2 separate regions of the Mus musculus genome follow, and region 2 is linked to region 1. A link is a contact called in ENCODE Hi-C or POLR2A ChIA-PET data. All regions are on one chromosome and are shown on one strand. Each heading gives the region's core, a stretch centred on a gene start or an enhancer-like site at or near the end of the contact. The rest is flanking DNA. Distances are from core to core; before and after follow the strand shown.

Evidence for each region. A loop is a pair of places that touch in the nucleus more often than their neighbours do. ChIA-PET counts read pairs that join two places held with the same protein, here RNA polymerase II (POLR2A).
Region 2: a loop to region 1 is called in a map of T-helper 2 cell, with 2.7 times the contacts of the local background. The contact joins the enhancer-like site here to the promoter of Phc3 in region 1. A Hi-C loop is called at or near these places in 2 of 37 maps with a recorded cell type or tissue (T-helper 2 cell and regulatory T cell). POLR2A ChIA-PET finds 5 or more read pairs at or near these places in 2 of 5 experiments (Patski and embryonic stem cell).

The regions. Positions count from the first base shown.
Region 1 is chr3:30,966,794-30,971,339 of GRCm38, forward strand. Phc3 (polyhomeotic 3) reads right to left here and starts at 2,622. Exons shown (of 15, transcript NM_001165954.1): 1 at 2,581-2,622. The coding sequence starts at 2,594.
Region 2 is chr3:31,055,025-31,059,570 of GRCm38, forward strand. Gm33641 (a long non-coding RNA gene) reads left to right here and starts at 4,489. Exons shown (of 4, transcript XR_880738.3): 1 at 4,489-4,546. Within about 2 kb of position 1,812, at least 1 of the 3 ENCODE cell types and tissues checked has a DNase peak (open chromatin) inside an H3K27ac peak, as active enhancers do.

The DNA.
Region 1 (4,546 bases), core at 1,372-3,871:
AGAGAAAGGGAACTTAAAGTTGGGTAGGTAGGAAAGTGGGGAGAAGCTAGGAGAGATTATGGGTGGGGAAAGAAAAAACACAACCAAAATATGTTGTATGAAAAAAAGAATTTTCAATAAAAAAAGACAAATTTGAAACCAAAAGATAAAGTAGTGAGAGAATATTAAGAGGGTGGGGCTTGAGCACTATCAGAGTCCTTACTGTGTTCTTGGGTATATGGGGGAAGAGCGGATGTGTGTATGTACCTGTGTGCCCTGCACATAAGCAATTATGGACAGTTCTGACCTACCATGTGCGTGCAGGGAATTGAATCCAGGTCCTCTGCAGGAACAAAGGCACCTAACTACTGAGCCATCTCTCCGCCCCTCAGAGTCATTCTGAGAAGATTCCTAAGGAGTAGCTTCCTTCCTGGTTTAACTGTAGCTGCCGTGCAGTTATTTAAAGTGTCTTAGTACACCTGGCACGGTGGCACATATACATGCAATCCCAGCACTTGAAGAAGGTCACCCTTGGCTACATCATACTAAGTGATAGGCCAGCCTGGGCTACACAACACCCTTGTTTCAAAAAAAATAGATAAAATTAAAAATAAGATCCTAAGGACATGTTAGTGGGACTGAAGAGATGGCTCAAATGGTTAAGAGCACTGTTATTCCAAAGGACCTGGGTTTGATGCCCAGCACCCACACAACCCTCCAAAACCCAGTTCCAGGGGATCAGATGCCCTCTTCTGGCTTCCAAGGGACTGGGCACATACATGGCAATAATGTACACACATATACGCAGCTACCTATACGTAAGAAATTTTAAGTTCATTTTTTTCAATTCTCAGTAGCTTTTCTTAGACGACACCATTGTCCTTACTAACTCTAGTGTCAGAAGTTTAGCTTGATACCGGATTAGCCCACTTAAGTAATAAATAAGAAATAAAGAAATAAAGTAGCAAATATAAGCAACTTCTTACATCTTTACAAAAATCCCCCCCCCACAGAAAATTGCTCTAAAATTTGGGGGTGTGGAATATAATTTATTCAGCTTCCAATGCACAACCAGTAAAGTACACGTTTGTACCAAACTTTCTAATCTTTTCCCTCCAGTATTATGATCTTATGTCATTTATGTTGTAGTACAAATTTTTACCCACTGAGAAATCTATACTTTAATAAAGCCAAGCCTCTAAGGGCTTCCATGCTGTTACAAACTAAAACCACAGTAGCTGTCACCCCAGGCTCAGAAGGCCCCATGAGAATCCACTGGATTCCTCCTTCCTTGTCTGTCTTTTTCTCCTGAGAAATAAAAGTTGAACCGGCTGGCATTCCCACCGTCGACAAGCCTGTAACAAGAACATTTACTTCTCTTTCTTAAAAATCAAAACAAAATAGGGTGTCACTACGTAGCTCAGGCTGGCCTCAATGAGACTCAGGAGTCTCCAGCCACCATAGGCTGTATTAACAGCTCCAATATACAAGGGAGAAAGTAAGGTGAAAGGAAAAACAGATGGGGCTGCTAACTTCTTTTAGTGGGAGCTGAATCACATTTTTAGACGTTCTGCTGTTCATTTCCTTCCAATCAGCAAACCACAGTATCATATGGCACCTGCTCAATACTACACTCAATCAGCAGTAAGGTAAAATCTTGAAACTACTGCGTGTCAAAACACTTTGGCACCGGGACCAATGGCATCCAAGCCACCACCGTAAACCCTGGCCTTTCAAAGTCTTATTCTGCTCAGCTGTGCTCTCAAAGCCCAAAGGCGGGCGAAGAAGACAGTGAGTTCTGACGAACCAAAAATGGTCAGGGAACCTAGACAGTAATTCTAAACATTGGATGTGTGCAACTGGGCAAACCATCGCTTTACATTTCGAGGCCTGGTACAAAAGAACACTTTCGGGGAGCGCACGGGCTTGGCACGGAAATACTTGCCGCGTTCAGCTCTGGCACTCCAGAGGCCTACCCGGGAACCTGAAGTTTCAAGTCGCCAACTGAGCATAGCATCACAGCGCTACCCAAGAATGCGGCCCTCCAGGGAGGGAGGCTCGCCGCCGCAGCCCGAGCCCGGAGGGGGACTGCAAGGAAAGGCCGGGGAGGTGGGGAGCCTCGGCCGTGGGCCGCAGCCGCTGTCCGGACGCCTCCCTGCGCCTCCCCGCGCCCCCGCCGCACGGACGGACGGACGGACGGACAGACAGACGGCTACGGGCCCGCAGGAGCCAGCGCGGAGGCCCGGCGGCGCCTGCCCAGCCGGACACACCTCGGCGGGGACCGCGGCTGGAATGACAGCCCCGGCCGAGCGCCGCAGGGCTCGCGTCCCGGGAGAGCCCGGAGACTAGGGTCCCCCGGGTAGCTGTGCGCTTAGGACCACACAGCCCCGGGACCGCACGGCGCAGCACGCACTCCCGAGGGGAGGCTGGCTGGACCTGCCATCCTCCTCCCACAGTCGGGCTTCTCCACCACGCCGTGGCTCCCGCCTCGCCTCCGCCCTGCACCGCCAGCCTCGGAGCCCCAAGAGCTGCCTCGGGGGAACGTGTCGCAGCCCTCACTCGCCCCCCGGTTACGACATCAGTCACCAGCAAGTCACTCACTCCGCTTCCGCCATCTTCTCTCCTCCATCACTAACACGAAGTGCGCATGCGCCTCCTTTTCCCCCTGCAAGAGCCAAGAGCCGAGGGGCGGGATCTGGGGGGCGGGGGGCGCAGAGGTCACGTGAGGCCAGCGACTGCCAGGCTCCCTCCCACCTCAACTCTCTCTGTGAGGTGGCCTGTGTTTCCCTAAGTGGTCCTTCCCAGACACCCTCTATTTCTATGGCTCAGAATCTTTGTCTTAGCCCGGGGTCTGCGACGAATATAGAAAAAGTTCTGCTTAGCGCTGGAAATGTAGAAGTTGCTAGAATACTTTCAGAAACGTGCATCAAGTCTTAGGTTCAATACCCAGCCCCACATAAACCAGACATGGCTAGGCCCTTAGAAAGTGTTGTTTTGAATAAAAATTCAAAGTCATCCTAGACTATATAATGTAAAACAGAAACCCCATGATCCTGGTTCTATAAGAAAGCAGACTGAACAAGCAGCAGCCCTCCACAGCCTCTGCATCAGCCTCTGCATCAGCTCCTGTTTCCAGGTTCCTGCCCTACTTGAGTTCCTGTTCTGATTTCCTTTGGTGATGAACGGTGCTATAGAAGTGTAAGCCAAATAAACCCTTTCCCTCATGTCCTGCTTTGGGGATGGTGTCCCCATACCTTGCAAGGGTAAGCTTCTGTTTCCTGAACCTAAGATATCCTGAAAACCATGCTTTTTAACCTCTGCTGAATTTGTAACCCCATGATGTATACTCCTTTGCCTTGCTAAACTCCTGAACATCTCTGATGACTCCCCTTCCATATAGTGTCTTACCCTTGTATACCTCACAGCCGGCCTTGAGCCCTGAGTCCCCCCATTCTTCTGTCCTGGTGCTAACAGCCAACGCTCTCAACAGCTGTAATCTATCAACCCTAATCCTTGCCCCACAACAGAGACCTCAAAAGCCAGTGAGGGGCTGCTTTCTGAAACCTGAACTTGGATGAGGCAGCCTTTAGCCAGTCTAAGTATAGCTTGCTTAATCAGACAGTTGTGGAAATGTTTTTCCCCACCTCGGGTCTAACAGAAATTTTAAGGCTAGCCTGGGATATGTAAGACTGTGTTTAAAAAAAAGAAAGAAAGAAAGAAAGAAAGAAGAAAAATTAACTACAACTATAAAACATTAAAAATATGTATCCAAAATAGTCTGAAAAGTGGATTTTGTAGACATACATACACAGTGTGACTTTGCTTCATAGATCCAAGAAATAAGCAAATCTCTGTTGCTCTTGACTGAGAAAGAAGCATAGTGATCGTAAACAGTGTCTCCTATTTCCTGAGATGAAGTGCACTAATCTCAGTGTCTCAGGGTTCCATTGCTGTGATGAAACACCATCCCCAAAGCAGGTCATGGGAGAACGAGTTTATTTGGCTTACACTTCTATATCACCGTTCATCACCAAAGGAAGTCAGAACAGAAACTGAAGCAGGGCAGGAGCTGATGCAGAGGTCATGGAGGGCTGCTGCTTACTGGCTTGTTCAGTCTACTTTCTTATAGAACCAGGATCACCAGCCACAATAGGTGGGGCCTGCCCACATTGATCACTAAGAAAATGCCCTACAGGCTTGCCTACACACTGATATTATTAAGATAGTTTCTCAGTTGGGGCTCCCTCCTCGCCAATGACTTTAGCCTTGTGTCAAGTTGGCATAAAATTAGACAGTACAACTGACCCCTTAGCAGTTTGACACAGAGACACATCACTGTTAAGCCACAAATTTTCCTTTCTTTCCCATCCCTGAGATCACACATAAAGACATCACAATATAAAACATTTTACAAACTTAGAAAGTCCCATAGGCTTTAAAAATTCAAACACTTACAAATCCAGGCTCTGTAAAATATCCAGTCTCTTTTAAAATCCAAAGTCTTTTAAAAACCTAATGTCTCTCAACTGTGGGTGCCTATAAAATCAGAAATACGTTTAAAACCTCC
Region 2 (4,546 bases), core at 562-3,061, 87 kb after region 1:
GCTTAAAGCACCACTGTTTCTGTTCCAAATGGCTGTTCTAAATATAGAAGTTCATTTGAGTGGCATGGTGTGGGTCTGGCTAATTTCAGCATATGGCGTGTTTTATCTGCAGAGTGTTCTCTAAAGTAGTTTAAAATAAAAAAGGAAGGCGCTGGGTTTTTAGTACTAGAATCTAAAACTTATCGCAAGCTGGGCACGGTGGCAAACACGAAATCCCAAGTGCTAACCTGGGAGACCAGAGGATCAGGAGTTCAAGAGTCTCCTTGGCTGTATTCAGAATTCCAGATCAACTTATGATAGAAGGCCTTGTCTTGGAGTTACTTAGGGGTGAGATGGTTCAGTAGTGCGGGCCCTTGTCAACAGTCCTCACAACGAAAGTGGAACCCCTGGGATCCACATGGTGGAAGTCGGGAAGCCACTCCTGGAAGTTGTCCTTTGACCACCACACAAGTGCCAAGCATCATTGTCTCCTCATGAATAAAAGTTTGAAATTTTTCGTAAGAACTTTGTGAGTAGTTCTCTGACTTTATATTAATACTTAAGAATAAAATATATATTGCAAAAACGTAACTTTGGAATTTTGGGTGTGCTTGTGGTACACAGGCCTCAGACAGTCTCAAGTGATCCTCGGGTCCATCTTTTTCTTTTGTTATTTTTGTTGTTAAGCTAGGGTTTCTCATTGGCCTAGAGCTTGCCCAAGTAGCCCCTGGAGAAAATGTAAGCAACCTTTTTTTTTTTTTTTCTTTTCTTATCACTAAGGTTTTCCCTAACACAGATGTTCCCGTGTACCGCAGGAGCTGTATTTGTGAATGGTCTGACTCAGTTTTACTGTATGGTTTGATTTTTGCTCATATTGTTGAAGATTGGGCCCATCGCTTCACACATACACGGCTGAGAAGCAACCCTTATGTTTTTGTGTCAACCTTGATGTTTTTCTAAACTTTCCTTATTTTAAGCTTAAAAGTTTAGTTCGTGCATTGATTGGGAGGTTTTAGAATATACTGGTTTTTTTTTTTTTTTAAATATTTATTATATGTAAGTACACTGTAGCTGTCTTCAGACACTCCAGAAGAGGGAGTCAGATCTTGTGATCCGATGGTTGTAAGCCACCATGTGGTTGCTGGGATTTGAACTCCTGACCTTCGGAAGAGCTGTCGGGTGCTCTTACCCACTGAGCCATCTCACCAGCCCCCGAAATATACTGTTTTTATTTGAGAATTCCATGCGTTTGTACAATGTATTTTGTTCATCCACCCTCCATATTCCATCTCAGCTCTAACTGGACCCCCTCCTCGCTGCAGCTAGATCCCTACTTGTCTTCCTCCCCTTCATAACTCATAGCCAATCAGAGCTGCCCCTGTGCACAGGGCTCTGGAGCCATCCACAGGACCACAGAGCAAACTACCAGCAGCTACGCTAAAAAATGACCCCCCTTCCCTCAGCAACCACCAGCTGCCGGTAGGTCCTTCCCTAGGAGTGGGACCTTGAGGCAACCCCCCCCCCCCGCGCGCACGCGCGCCCCAATTCATTTTGGAATTTGGTTTCATTTTTGTGCAAGTCTTACCGGCAGGCAGCCACAGCAACCGGGTGCATGAGTACAGTAGCCAGGTCAAGTTCGACAGAGCATTTTACTCCTTGGGATAGAGTATTGACATAGATGTCCAAGTTTTATGGCTGAATACACCTTTTTTTTTTTTTTTTAAGATTTATTTATTATATGTAAGTACACCGTAGCTGTCTTCAGACACTCCAGAAGAGGGCGTCAGATCTCGTTACGGATGGATGGTTGTGAGCCACCATGTCCGGAATTGAACTCATGACCTTCCGAAGAGCAGTCAGCGCTCTTAACCGCTGAGCCATCTCTCCAGCCCCCACCTATCGTTTATTCTTAGCACGGTGAAATTTGAGTTCACATTAACTGTTGCCCACTACAAACAAACAAACAAACAAGCAAGCAAGCTTTTCAGCCGAGGTGGAAAACAGATACATTTGATACATTTACGGTGAGAGTTGCTGGCACGGCGGCACGGAGCGGAATGTGGAAGATCCCTCCGGCTCTAGCAGGTTCCATGTTTTGCTGTGTAGGGAGGGAGGAGTGAAAACTGTTTTTTCTCAGCAGCAGCGGGGTTCTGGTGTGGGGGAGGGCGGGGAGGGGGAGGTGTAAATCGGCGCTCCACTGTGGCCCTGCAAGTCTGAGAGGAGGCAACATAAGTTCTACGGGAGTTGGAAAAGTGCAATTTTAAGGAATTTTTTGTTTGATACTATGAACAAATGTGTTGCAGAAAAGTTGATTTAGAATTTTTTTTTAAAGCATACGCATGCGTTTATGTAGGAGGTATTTCCTGGGTTAAAATGGTCTCTCCCTAGCAGTGTGGTTTGGGCTTGTAGGAGATCGGAAGTGGGACAGACAACTTTGGCCCTGGTTGGCTGAATGATGATGCTATGTCTCACCACTAGGGGTCAGTCTCTTGCCTAATGATGGTCAGAGTTACCCTGCAGAAGCGGTCTGAACTCACCCGCAAGTAGCCAGTGACCAAGAAGTTCAGGATTTTATCGGTGTTCATCTGTGTCTCGATTTTAATCGACTCAATATACTATACAAATTGATCTTCAGAATGAAATCTAAGTTATTTTGGAGTTTGACTTAAGTAGGATTCTTTCCCTCTGTAGGTACTGTAACTCTATGTTATCTTTATGGACTATGAGTGAGAACCTCCTTTGTGAGGAAATATATGTGAGGGTTTAAGTATGCCATGTTTCTCCTATGAAGAAGAATATTTCTAGTTGATAATGAAACTAAGGTGGGCAGAGGCAGCCACAGCAGGTACCTCTAATCTCAGTCTGGTTAAACGAGGTCCTGTCTCAAATCAATATAAATAAATAAATACAAATAAAATTAAAGTTGACTCGGTTATTAATGTGCACAGGAACTTAGTTATATCAAACGTTACAGGACATTAAAGTGGTGTCCTTTATTGATTTAACCTATAAATTCAGACACTCAGATTGTCATTCATAAACATGATTTAGCAGGGGCTATAGTGAGGCCCTAATTTGAATCCCTGGGACTGATAGAAAAATAACCAACTAAACAACCATATGAAAACAATATGGCTTAAGCTGACACTGATTAAAAGCACTCATCGCTCTTACAGAGGACCTGGGTTCAGTTCCCAGCACCCACATGGTGGCTCATGACCATTTGCAATCCCAGTTCTAAGAGGTCTGACGCCCTTGTCTCACCTATGTACCTGCCATTCATGGGGTGGACATATATAAAACAGTCACACTCATTATATATATATAAAACTTACCAAAAAAAATCCCACATGATTTTAGAAGCATTGGCTGGGGTTTTAAATGTTTAATCGTTAAGGCGTGTGTGCGTAGGTGTGGGCTTGAGCATGCCGAGGTGTGCATGCAGCAGTCAGAACAGCCTGCAGGAGGTGGTTCTCTGCTTCACTGTGTGTTTAGGGCTAGAACTTTGGCAGCCAGGCTTGCCTACCCGGTGACTTGCCAACTGGGCTACCGCGCTAGTGGTTGTGTTAATAGTAGGTAAGTGCCGGGCAGTGGTGGCACACGCCTTTAATCCCAGCACTCAGGAGGCAGAGGCAGGTAGAGTTCTGAGTTCGAGGCTAGCCTGGTCTACAAAGTGAGTTCCAGGACAGCCAGGGCTACACAGAGAAGCCCTGTCTCGAAAAAAAAAAAACTTAGTTGGTAAATGTGAGATGATGGTGTGGAGGGTGGAGGTAAATGGTTTAAACCAGCTGCCAAGAAAGGATATTTGTCTTCCTAACCCTGCTGATGATTATTTCTGCTGCTTCTCAATTCAAACTGGTGATTTACTCCATTGCCCAGAGTAACTGACTGCAAAACGTGCTGCTTCTCATCAGCAAAGCTGAAGATTTGCTGTGTTGTTGACACCACTTTGTGATCAGCACTTTGTGTGAAGAGTCAGTGGAAAATACGAGCCGTGTCCCCTTACAGAGGATTCTCGAAAGCATAAAAAGTTTTGTCCTTTAAAAATGAGAGTAGCGGGCTGGAGAGATGGCTCAGCAGTTAAGAGCACTGATTGCTCTTCCAATGGTCCTGAGTTCAAATCCCAGCAACCACATGGTGGCTCACAACCATCCGTAATGAGATCTGACACCCTCTTCTGGTGTGTCTGAGGACAGTTACAATATACTTATTTATAATAAGTAAATTCTTGAGCCAGAACAAGCAGGGATTGAGCGAGCATGGCCGACCAGAGCAAGCAGAGGAACTAAATTCAATTCCCAGCAACCACATTAAGGCTCACAACCATCTGTACAGCTACATAAATATTCATATACATAAAAATAAATAAATAAACCTTTAAAAAAATGAGAGTAGCACTTGTATTTTACTAACAGGGCCTGGAATTTTTGCTTGTATTTGATTTTCAGAGCTACTAAAGAGACAAGACTTTCCCAAAGGACATTGTGCCTCACGCCAGGGCCACCCAAGTAGAAATATTATAATAGATGATTATTGCTGACCTGGGAACTGCATATGTTATACGTCT